Linked DNA regions of Homo sapiens: region 2 is linked to region 1. The links are chromatin contacts, found by Hi-C or POLR2A ChIA-PET in ENCODE. All regions are on one chromosome and are shown on one strand. The core of a region is the stretch at or near the end of the contact, and the rest is flanking DNA. Distances in the headings are between cores, read along the strand shown. Region 1 overlaps TSPAN8 (tetraspanin 8). Region 2 has its middle 30 kb from the start of TSPAN8.

Region 1 (6,667 bases), core at 3,487-5,986:
AGATCGCGTCACTGCACTCCAGCCTGGTGACAGAGCAAGACTCCATCTCAAAAAAATAAAAATAAAAAACCTAGTAGGTGAGTTTTTCATCTTCCCAACTTCTTCAGATTTTTGAGTCTGCAACTCCATTTTTCCATCATTAATGTAAAGATCAAAATGCAAAAATCCTTAATTTTTACTTCTACACAGAGAAAGGTGAAAGGTGACTTACATGGTATTTTAGCATAATAACCTTTAATAATGATTTCAGAAGATTATAATTTAATGTATTGCCAATGTTTTTAATCTTCTTACTGACTGCTTCTCATTCTACCTTTTATCAAACAGTTTAAATGCTGCGGTTTGGTCAATGGAGCTGCTGATTGGGGAAATAATTTTCAACACTATCCTGAATTATGTGCCTGTCTAGATAAGCAGAGACCATGCCAAAGCTATAATGGAAAACAAGTTTACAAAGAGGTGAGAACTAAATCACATTTGGTACAATAAGCAATTCTGTTACTTTCTTTTCACAATTAAAGTCCCTACAAAAAATTAAAATGCATGGAGTACCATGGGAATCATGATATAAAAATCTCAGAAATTTCCCAAATTAAAAAAATCCTTATTTAAAGATAAAAGCAGATAGACTTCATTTCTTCTATGAGTCTGGCATCATTTAAGCCCAATATTAATAGGTCAAAGAAACATTCTACTGCAATGGGAGGCAAAGTACAAACTAACATAAAAGTTTATTTTATCCTCTCTTTGGTCATCTTAATCATTATTCTCTTTTATTTTTTCCTACTTTAACATAAGTTCTAGAAAACAATATTTTCACTACAATTTTCAATGTTTTTTGTTTTCTAATCAAATTTCCTTTTCTCAAGAAATGAGGTTTCTTCTTTCCCAAAATTTAAAGAAAGGACTCCAAGTCCTTCCCAAATACATTTAAGGGTTTAGGTTCTCTATGTTACTGACAGCTACCAATTTACCTAGTTATTGCTGCAATTGAGAAGTTACCTTGAACATTTAATGTCAATTGAAAAAGATAGGTTAATCTTTTATGTGTTGTAGATGTCATATTTATGTGACTTGTGAATGTCAATACATGGATGTCCTAGTTCTTCTTATTGATCAGTTCATCAAATACTTACTGACCACCTCCTATGCGCCAAGCTTTCTACCAGTCACCGGGAATTCATTCCTGAACAGAGCACAATGTCTGCGCTCATGGAGCTGATGCTCAAGTAAGGAAGAGAGAAAGATAGTTAGGCAACTTCAATCCAATGGTCTACTAGTATCTCTTGGATAGAGATGGGTGCAAGGTGTTATGGGACCCCATCTCACTTAGTCTGTGGGGTTCAGGATATGGCTTCATGAAGAACATGACATCTGTCCCTTCATAAGTTGTTCGTTCTGCTTAGAAGAAATGTGTACAAAAATTACAATTGATATTAGTATTTCATTTATTTACTGTTATTCTTCAGTGCCTACTACATGTCAGACAGACCCTTGCTAGGATCAGACATGCTTCTGGATCCTCTAGGAGATTACAATCTAGTTGAGAGGCAGATACATTAAAAACCACTATAAATCACAATGAATTAATATTAATATCTATAATACCCGAAGATTCTTTTCAATCTAGAAATGTTTTGGTTTAGTAACTGCTACTGAAAATAATTTATAAAAGGAAATAGAAAGTATCTCAGGGGAAACTACCCTTTCCTTGACTACTGATCTTTTTCACTGATCTTATCAAAATTAAAGAGGCTCTGCCCTGAAGGGGAATTGCTGTCATTAATACTTAAAGTATGTCGCTAAGATTTAAAGTAACTCAATAAATAATCTACCAGACTACAGGTTATATTGCGTTTTTCATTGTCAAAGTAATATTACTAAAAAAAGTTTGATTCTTACTTTTTATATTCTCCCTGCTCCCCTCCTCCCTACCTAATGTTAGTGACACAGTATTTACAAGGAAAAGGGGAAATAAATATAGAGTAAATAAAAATAGTTTCCACTTAGGATAATGAGGAAATAAGTAAATTCAATTGCAGATTGCTATTTGTCTCCTGTTCAAATTCAACTGAAAGATGTTTTTCCTCAAGACAGATTCTGAAAAGCCCCTGGAATTATTCTAAAAAAACTATTAGATAGTTTCTGTAAGTTCACACATAATTCAGCTGAATATAGGCTGATAGCTACACCAGTTTCCCAAAAGGAAGGTTGTAAATTCATAAAATACTTCCATCTGCCATGTGTCATTTGCAAGAAGTCTGGTAAAATAAAAAATATGGAATGGCCATAATTCACATTTCTTTTTTTTCCTCTTCCTTTTGCCAAGATACCCTCATTATCTTAGGCAAAGAGGAAGAGAAAAACCCCTGAAACATAATGAATGTGACTCAGTAGATATAATCATTAATCTCATTGTTAACCTAAATGACATAATAATTTCCTTGAATGTTTACCACGTTGGGTTAAATGTGAATGAAGAAACTCAATACATTCAGGAATGAAGGGGAAAGATGACTTAGCCTTCTGGAGAAATTTTATTTTATTTAACAAATAGCAATACTTTGTTAGCCCTTTGCACATATATGACCATCAAAGGGATAATATATTTCAGGGCAGTACAAAAATAACACAATTATACTGTGTAGTCTTTTTCCATTTAAAAAATTCTTCACATAATTTACAATTCTTGAAGTTATTAGGTCTAGTCCAAAATGTTTTAAGCATGAAAATGCATCCTGGATTGTATACATTTCAAAAATGTAGCAGAGAGGCAACTTCCTAATTTCTCTTTTTTATCTAAAGTAATGGCATAGTGGTAGACATAGTAAGTTTTTTCTTTTTAAGATAAAAATAACCCTGATAAATATTAAGGGATTTTGAAAATATGTTGTTTTTTCCGGCAGCAGTGACTTCAAGCCTGTTATCCCAGCATTTTCAGAGGCTGAGGCCGGTGGATTGCTTGAGCCCGGGAGTTCAAGACAAGCCTGGGCAATATGGCAAAACCATGTCTTTACAAAACACAACAAAAATTAGCCAGGCATGGTGGCACATGCCTGCAGTCTCAGCTACTTGGGAGGATTAGGTGGGAGGATCACTTGAGCCCAGGAAGTCAAGGCTGCAGTGAGCCAAGATTGCGCCTCTGCACTCCAGCTTCAGCGCTGGAGGGAGACCCTGTCTCAAAGAAAAAAAAAAAAAAAGAAAGAAAGAAAAAAAGAAAATACCTTGTTTTAAAAATGAAAATTTACAATATTATTATCTAAAATCTCAACCAGAAACCTTTCTGTTTTAGATTACAAACCTAAAAAATCCTTAGTCAAGGTGGTATCAGCTCTAAAATGAATAAAGTTAAGATAAAATTATGATTTATACTTTTATGTTGTAAAATATATAGCTTTATCAGCTATAAAATTTATAGTATAAATTATAAAATCTGTCATTTGAGGATATGTTGGTGAAAAATTATTATTTGTAATTATTAATCCCTAGATTCAACAATTAGGCAGTCAAGCAAAATTTTGTTCCTCAATTGCTTTTCAATGTATAAACAAACCACAACAGTTACAACCTTTTGGAGCAAAGGTGAAGCAGGGAGTGGAAGGAATAACCCAGTTCCTTGTCGTTAAGTGTGTTTCTTGATAGCAATGTAAAAAGTCAACCAGATTAATAAAAATTTTGATTAATATAAGGTCGAATTTTTCTGAGAGGTAACTTTTAATGTTTTTTTTTTTTAACAGACCTGTATTTCTTTCATAAAAGACTTCTTGGCAAAAAATTTGATTATAGTTATTGGAATATCATTTGGACTGGCAGTTATTGAGGTACAGTATAATCTTGTATTATTGACTCTTTTATTCCCTTGCTTGTTCATTAATTTCAAGAAATATTGATGGTGAACAAACAAACAGAAAAAAAAAAACCACAACAACCATAAAAAACGCAGATGCTTTAGAAAAGCACTGGATGCTAAAGGCCCATCATCTCCCTCGATCAGCCTGAGTCTGAGGGGGAGATTCCAGTCTTATGAAGTGAGCAGGGTTGAGATTCTTGCTTCTGAATGACCTCTCTACCGGGAAAAAGATAGAATTAATTTTCACATAGTTCTTAGTGCCAGGTATATTTTTCCCACTGAAAACTAGCACAGGGGTTACAGTTTTCCAAAGTTAGAAGAAAAAGCACCAAACAAAGCAAAATACGACCTTTACAATTTCTTATTTCTCATCTTGATTTTGAAACAGAAAATAAAAACTGAACTCAAGAGTGTGAGGAGCTCTTTCTTTGTTACTTATTACATTCTAGAGAAATCCAAGAAGTTCTAAAAAGTAGAGGTAATTGTCTCTGATTTCCTCAGCTTAAGTACTATTGACTCACTTGGAGAAATTTTCAAGGAAAATTGAGGCTTATGTATTACTTTCATCACTTTAATTATTGATGTTGGAAAAATATCCCACATAGGATTTTTGTCTTGATGAACTTTCTTGGCATGTTTTTTTTTTAAAAAAAAAAAAAACCTGAAAGATACTTTTCACATGGCCTAAAAATCTTTGCCAAGAAAATGAATTAAAACTGCTTCAGAGAAGCATTTTGGAATCATCCCAGATCTTGGGTAATTTTAATATCAAGTAGATCAAATTCACTCACAATCCTATTCCAGGGCATTAGCAAGAATGTGAAGTGTCTCCCTGGTTAATGCCTGTGAGAGCTGGTTAGCTCAGCTGAGTGCCTTGTGCTTCACACTCATGGAATGCTGTGCAAGGTACTCCTTGGGCTTTCTGGTAATTTTCTACCTCTTACTCGTGCCACATCACTGCCAGAAAGAAATTTTAACTGGGAATGAAGCAATTTAGTGTCCTAAGTGGTTATTTAGTTTGCTGGTGGAATTTCCCAGGCAGCTATTAGAGAAAGGTTAGGGACTATTAGCAGCAAATTAAACTGTGGGTTATTACTTTCTTGTAGTCCAGATGAATAGGTATAAATATGAAGCATTCTTTGTTGGTAGGTTATGGCTGTCTTTCTTTAGGTCTGATATATGTTCAGAGTCAAATGGTGCTATGGATTAGGTCTATTTCTCTTGATTCTGCATTTTGTAAGATGTATTTTATTTCTCTGCTTTGTATTCTGGGTTTATGCTAATTTAGAAATAAGGACTAATGGCCATGAAGATGAGTAAGAAATGAATGATTTAAATGAATCAAGAGTGATTTTACATGAATGATTTAAGTGAATGAGAGAGCATGCTTTAAATGAGATATTTAATATAAGAGTTATATTTCATGTTAGACTCAAGTTCTGACAATTGACTATCACTAGCTCAAATCACAGATGCTCCTCAGTTAGCAAAACCAGAAAAAGTAAGGACATACTTGATTGGGGAGGTTGATGAAATCCTTTGTGTCATAGTCAAAGGCATTTTCAAGAATTTAAATACATCTAGTGGAAAATAAGATTACAAAAAGATTAATGTATTTCAGTATTTTATGAAATTGTTATATTCCATGTATTAATTACATGTTTAAATATTTTATTTGTTCTTCTAAAGACATATTCAGAGAAAAATAGCTTAATACAAACATTCTATACAGTAATTTATAGGTATGAAGTTTTTGCGTTACTATCATAAAACAGAACCGTTTTTGAATTCGAGAAGTCAAATTAATTGTGATTTCTAGACTCTCTGCAGATATGGTAAATAGTTGGTTCAAATAATTGTTTGAACTTTTTAAAATTGTTCAGTTCCTCAGTCTATAACCTGCCCTCCCTCTTTTTAAGGGAAACAAATCATTTTATATTCCATCTTCCTTTATTCAAAAAGTAGATTGGAAAAGTCTTCTGACACCCAGTCTATAAATTATGTATCCAAAAACAAAGCATTTTATAGCTCATCTTACAGTCATTAGTACAAGTTTCCTATTGCCCTATGACTTAGGCCTATCTCCCTTCTTTGTTTCCAAAGTTCAAATTCAAAAAAACACAAAGATACAGAAACAGAAAATCTCCTCTAAAAAATACTTTTAAGAAAACAGAAGCAAATGTCTTCCTGCAGAAAATATGTTCAGATTATCTCCACAGAAAAATATCATATAAAAAAAGACCGCCCCATATTTAGACCTTATGTTAGTATGTTTAGGCATAGGTTTTAGTGAGGTGGGCCAATATTTGTTTTCAAAGCTATGTTAAGACTATATACCTAAGGGATTCTTCTCACATTGGATGCTAAAGATTGTGCAGAATACCTTATTCTGCAAGAAAAATTTATCTATAGACATTTTTGGAATTCTCATTACTCTAGCTTAAAACAGCCAGACTATCATACTCTCCTCATTTGACTATAACAACTTACAAGCACAAAAGATGATCAGCACTTTCCTTGCTTTAATTAAAAAAAAAAAAGTGCTACACACTGAGAGCCATCACTTTGTAGGATAAAAGTTATCCCAACAGGAGGTCCTAGAAATAAAGCAGTTAAAAGAAAAATGATAATTTTACATTTTTTTAGACTGCTGCATACCTCTTAGCAAATTTATCATGAGTCTTGGCGTACATTATAAAATGACAAATCTCTTTTAATTATGTGCTTTTTTTTGAACAATCATAAATGTTCTTTTCAGGGACAATGAAATACAAGAAAGTGTGATATTAACTATCTAGTCTGCTGATAAATTGACGG
Region 2 (6,023 bases), core at 2,488-4,987, 59 kb before region 1:
GTGTATGTGTGTAAATATTTTGACTCCTTGTATGTCTATCATTGTCATGTGTGGTCTATATCACCATGTACAATCTATCATCACACTTAATTGTAGTGTGGTTGTATATTGAATTCTGAGTGGGAGGGCACTTTCCTATAGAATTTTGAATGTCATTGTTACAGTGTTGTTAAGAAATTCAGGTCAGCAAGATGGCAAAATAGGAGGTTCCCAGCTCATGTTCTTCCACCCAGTTACCTGGAAGCCATTCATGGACAAATATGCCATTGTGAGAACTTTGAGATTCAGGTGTGAGGTTGCAAAACCCAAGTTAAGCCCAAGACCAAGGAGAGCCACTTTGAGAAGGCAGACCTGGACCACAGTGGCAGACTTCATGAACATAGTCCTGGCTACAGACCAAAAGTGACACCAACTTATTATGGACTAGCTCCAGCTGCATATGGCCATGGTACTAAATCCAGCCCCATTTACCAAGGAACCTGGGAGGAGCCACATCCATCTGTACTGGGAACCAGCTTTTTGTTTCATTTATCTTTTGTATCTTTTTTGTTTCAATTTCATTTAGTTATACTCTGATCTTGGTTATTTCCTTTCTTCTGCTGGGTTTGGATTTGTTTCGTTCTTGTTTTCTAGTTCCTTGAGGTGTGACATTAGATTGTCCATTTGTGCTCTTTCAGACTGTTTGGTAAAGGCATTTAAGGCTATGAACTTTCCTGTTATCACCACCTTTGCCATATCCCAGAGGTTTTGATAGGTTGTGTTATTGTTCAGTTCAAAGGATTTTTAAATTTCCATCTTGATTTCATTGTTGACCCAATGATCATTCAGGAGGAGGTTATTTGATTTTCATTTGTTTGTGTGGTTTTGAAGGTTCCTTTTGGAGTTGGTTTCCAATTTTATTCCACTGTGGCCTGAGCAAGCACTTGATATAATTTCAATTTTCTTAAATGTATTGACACTTGTTTTGTGGCCTATCATATGGTCCATCTTGGAGAAGGTTCCATGTGCTGATGAATAGAATGCATATTCTGCAGTTGTTGGGTAGAATATTCTGTAAATATCTGTTGAGTCCACTTGTTTTAGGGTATAGTTTAAATTCATTGTTTTTTGTTGTTGTTGTTGTTGACTTTCTGTCTTGATGACCTGTCTAGTGCTGTCAGTGGAGTATTGAAGTGCCCCACTATTATTGTGTTGCTGTTTATCTCATTTCTTAGGTCTAGTAGTAATTGTTTTATAAATTTTGGAGCTCCAGTGTTAGGTGCATATCTATTTAGGATTGTGATATTTTCCTGTTTGACAAGGCCTTTTATCATTATGTAATGTCCCTCTTTGTCTGTTTGAACTGCTATTGCTTTAAAGTTTGATTTTTCTGACATAAGAATAGCTACTCCGGAGTGCTTGCTTCTGGTGTCCATTTGCATGGAATCTCCTTTTCTACCCCTTTACCTTCAGTTTATGTGAATCCTTATGTTAGGTGAGTCTCTTGAATGCAGCAGATACTTGTTGGATGAATTCTTACCCATTCTGCAATTCTGTATCTTTTAAGTGGAGCATTAACGCCACTTACCTTCCACATTAGTATTGAGATGTGAAGTACTATTCCATTCATGCATATGATTTTTTGCCTGTATGACTGTTTTTAAAATTACATTTTTGTTTTATAGGTTCTGTGAGATTTATTCTTTAAAGAGGTTTTGTTTTGAAGTGTTTCCAGGATTTGTTTCAAGATTTAGAACTCCTTTTTAGCAGTGCTTATTGTGCTGGGTTGGTAGTGGCAAATTCTCTCAGCATTTGTTTAAAGGAAAGAAGACTGTATCTTTCCTTCATTTATGGAGCTTATTTCCCTGGATACAGAATTCTTGGCTGATAATTGTTTTGTTTAAAGAGGCTGAAGATAGACCCCCCTCAATCCCCTCTTGATTGTAGGGTTTCTGCTGAGAAATCTGCTGTTAATCTGGTAAGTTTTCCTTTTAGGTTACCTGGTAGTTTTGCCTCACAGCTCTTGAGATTCTTTCCTTCATCTTGACTTTAGATATAACCTGAAGACAATGTGCCTAGGTGATGGTCTTTTTGTGATGGATTTCCTGGGTGTTCTTTGAGCTTCTTGTATTTGGATGTCTAGGTTGCTAGCAAGGCTAGGGAAGTTTTCCTTGATTATTCCCCCAAATATGTTTTCCAAGCTTTCGGATTTCTCTTCTTCCTCAGAAACACCAATTATTCTTAGGTTTGGTCATTTAACATAATCCCAAACTTCTTGGAGGCTTTGTTCATTTTTTTTTAAATTATTTTTTCTTTGTCTTTGTTGGATTAGGTCAATTCAAAAGCCTTGTTTTCGAGCTGTGAAGTTCTTTCCTCTTCTTGTTCGATTCTATTGCTGAGACTTTCCAGTACATTTTGCATTTCTCTAAGTGTGTTCCTTATTTCCTGAAGTTATGATTTTTTTAATTTATGCTATCTGTTTCACTGAAGATTTCGTCTCTCATATCTTGTATCTTTTTTTTTTTATTTCCTTAAATTGGACTTTACCTTTCTCTGGTGTCTCCTTGATTAGCTTAATAATCGACCTTCTGAATTCTTTTTTAGGTAAATCAGGGATGTCTTCTTAGTTTGGATCCATTGCTCTTGAGCTAGTGTGATTTTTGGGGGGTGTTAAATAACCTTGTTTTATCATATCACCAGAATTGTTTTTCTGGTTCCTTCTTATTTGTGTAGGCTATGTCAGAGGGAAGATCTGGGGCTCAAGGCTGCTATTCAGATTCTTTTGTCTCATTTGTATCCCCCCAATGTAGTATTCTTCCCTTTTTCCTAGGGGTGTGGCTTCCTGAGAGCTATACTGTAGTGATTGTTATTTCTGTTCTGAATCTGGCCACCCAGCAGGGCTACCAGGCTCTGGGCTGGCACTGGTGGCTGTCTGCAGAGTCCTATGATGTGAACCATCTTCAGGTCTCTCAGCCATGTGTATCAGCTTCTGCTCCAGTGGAGGTGGCAGGGGAGTGAAGTAGACTCTGTGAGGTCCTTAGTTTTGGTTGTTTAATACACTATTTTTGTGCTGGTCGTCCTCTACCAGGAGGTGGGGCTTTTAAGAGAGCATCAGCTGTGGTAGTATAGGGGGGATCAGGCAGTGCGTGGGGCCCTAGAACTCCCAAGAGACTATGCTCTTTGTCCTCAGCCCTTTGTCCCGGGTGGGTGGGGAAGGATCATCAGGTGGGGGCAGTGCTAGGTGTGTCTGAGCTCAGATTCTTCTTGGGTGGGGCTTGCTGTGGCTGCTGTGGGAGATGGGGGTGTGGTTTCCAGGTTCAATGAAGTTATGTTTCCAGGAGGATTATGGCTGCCTCTGTTGTGTCATGTAGGTTGTGAGGGAAGTTAAGGAAAGCTGGCAGTTACAGGCCTCATCCAGCTCCCACACAGCCAAAAAGGCTATTTTCAATCCCACTGTGCCCCCCACAACAGCACCAAGTTTGTTTCCAGGCAGTGGGTGAGCAGGGCTGAGAACTTGCCCCAGGCTACCCGCCTACCAGCTGAGAAAGCAAGCAGAACTTCTGTGCCTCCTGGCCTGTTGAGTCTGTACACTGGATTCATGCCCTCCCTCAAGTTCTGGCCAGGAGACTTCGTATTCAGTTGGAATTGTTACAAAGTTCAGCTGAAGGTTTCCTTCTCCCTGTGGTCTTTTCCCAGTTCCTCTGGCAGCCCTGCCCAAGTACTCACGTGAGACAAATCAGAAATGGTTTCCCTGGGGACCTGGAGAGCCCACAGGGCTTCTCCTGCTGCTTTCTCTACCCCGTATTTCACTTGGCTCTCTAAATTGACTCAGCTCCAGGTAAGGTCAAATCCTTCTCCTGTGATCTATACCTCCAGGTTCCCCAGTAAGAGTGTGTGTTCAGGTGCGGATGATCCCCCTTTCTCACTGTCACAGCTTGGGCACTCACAGAATTTGGGCTGTCTCCCAGGTCCTGCAGGAGCAATCCACTTCCTTCAGAGGGCCTGTGGGTTTTCTTGGCTTCCCTGATATATTTCTGCAGTAGTTCTGGAGCAAGTTCATGATGCAAGTCCCCACATACTGCTCTGTCTGAGCAGGAGCTGCAAGTTAGTCCTGCCTCCTATCTGCCATCTTCTCTCTCCTGAATATATCAAAATTGATTAAATAGTTAAATGTAAGACCTGAAACTGTAAAACACTAAGAATAAAACATAAGGATAAAGCTTCTTGTCATTGTTCTGAGCAATGATGCTTTGTATGTGACAGCAAAAGCACAGGCAAAAAAAAAAAGCAAAAACAGACAAATGAAACTGCATCAGACTGAAAAGTTTCTGCACAGAAAAGGAAAAAAATCAACCTATGGAATGGGAGAAAATATTTCCAAACTGTACACCTAATGAAGGATTAATATCCAAAGTACATGAGGAACTCAAATAACTCAAGAGCAAAAAATACATAATCTAATTAAAAAGTGGGCTGGGCATAGCAGCTCAGGCCTGTAATCCCAGCACTTTGGGAGGCCAAGGTGGGAGGATCGCTTGAGTCCAGGAGTTCAAGACCAGCCTGGGCAACATAACAAGATCTTTTCTATTAAAAAAAAAAAAATTAGCCAGGTGTGGTGTGGTGGCACGTACTTGTAATCCCAGCTACATGGGAGGCTGAGGCAGGAGGATCCCTTGAGCCAGGAGTTTGAGGCTGCAGTAAGCTATGATCACACCACTGCACTCCAGCCTGGGAAATAGAGTGAGACCTTGTCTCAAAAAAAAACTAAAAGTGGGGAAAGAATCTGAAAAGATATTTTTCCAAAGAAGACATGCAAATGGCCAATAGATATATGAAAAAGTGCTCAATATAATTAATCATCAGGAAAACATATCAAAACCACAATGAGTTATCATCTTACTACTGTTAGAATGGCTATTATTAAAAGGACAAAAATCAGTTTTGGTGAAGGTGTGAAGAAAAGAGAACCCTTTTATACATTGGTGGGAATGATTAGTACAGCCAGTATGAAAAATAGTATGGAAGTTCCTCAAAATTTGAAAAATAGATCCAGCAATCCCACTTCTGGGTATATATCCAGAGCAAAGGAAATCAATATGTCAAAGAGTTTTTTGAACTTCCATGTTCATTGCTGCATTAGTCACAATAATCAAGATATGAAAACAACCTAAGTGTCTGTTGCTGGATGAATGAATAAAGAAAATGTGAGATTATATCTATGGAACTTTATTTAGTGGAATATCATTCAGCCTTTAAAAAAGGAAATTCTGTCATTTGAGATAGCATGAATAAACCTGGAGGATATAATGCTAAGTGAAATAAGCCAGACACAGAAAGACACTGCAGGATCTTACTTATATGTGGAATCTTAAAAAGTTGAACCCATAGAAGCAGAGTAGAATTGTGATTTCCAGGGACAGGTGGGTGAGCAGGTAAAATAGGGAGATGTCAAAGGGTACGAAGATTTAGTTATGCAGGATAAATATATTCTGAAGATCTACTGTATAGCATGATGACTATAGTTAATAATACTACTGTATTGCATACTTGAAATTTGCTAAGAAAATTGATCTTAAGTATTGTTACCACACATAAAAATTATAACTATGTGAAAAGGGAGATGTGTTAATTTGCTTGATTGTGGTAATCATTTGACAATGTATACATATATCAAAACATCATGTTGTACATCTTAAATACATACAATTTTTATTTGTTAAATACACTTCAATAAAGCTGAAATAAAATCTAAGGCCGCTCTATTTTATGTGACTTTACTTATGTTTTAAATATTCATACAAGTGTTCTGAAACTTCTCAGGATCTGCCTTGATGTGGGTACATTTTTATCTGTTGTTCTGGGCAATCAGTGTATGCTTTCAATGTAGGAATTGTTCTTGGATTTGTTCTTTAATGCTTTCCTTTTCTCCATTTTCTCTATTTATTCTTTCTGAAACTTCTACTATTTGAATATTGGACACCTTTGATTCTCTAATTTTCTTTTCTTTTTTTTTTCTTTTCTCTTTTCTTTTCTTTCTCCCTCTA

Evidence for each region. A loop is a pair of places that touch in the nucleus more often than their neighbours do. ChIA-PET counts read pairs that join two places held with the same protein, here RNA polymerase II (POLR2A).
Region 2: a loop to region 1 is called in a map of HepG2, with 2.6 times the contacts of the local background. The contact joins two enhancer-like sites. A Hi-C loop is called at or near these places in 2 of 168 maps with a recorded cell type or tissue (A673 and HepG2). POLR2A ChIA-PET finds 5 or more read pairs at or near these places in 1 of 52 experiments (Panc1).

What each region holds. Positions count from the first base shown.
Region 1 is chr12:71,126,485-71,133,151 of GRCh38, reverse strand. TSPAN8 (tetraspanin 8) reads left to right here. Exons shown (of 9, transcript NM_004616.3): 7 at 328-459; 8 at 3,738-3,821. Among named protein-coding and RNA genes, the nearest start is that of TSPAN8, 28 kb to the left of the region's middle. Within about 2 kb of position 4,736, at least 2 of the 41 ENCODE cell types and tissues checked have a DNase peak (open chromatin) inside an H3K27ac peak, as active enhancers do; they include A673, where a contact is called at or near this core.
Region 2 is chr12:71,184,770-71,190,792 of GRCh38, reverse strand. No RefSeq gene overlaps it. Among named protein-coding and RNA genes, the nearest start is that of TSPAN8, 30 kb to the right of the region's middle. Within about 2 kb of position 3,737, at least 2 of the 41 ENCODE cell types and tissues checked have a DNase peak (open chromatin) inside an H3K27ac peak, as active enhancers do; they include A673, where a contact is called at or near this core.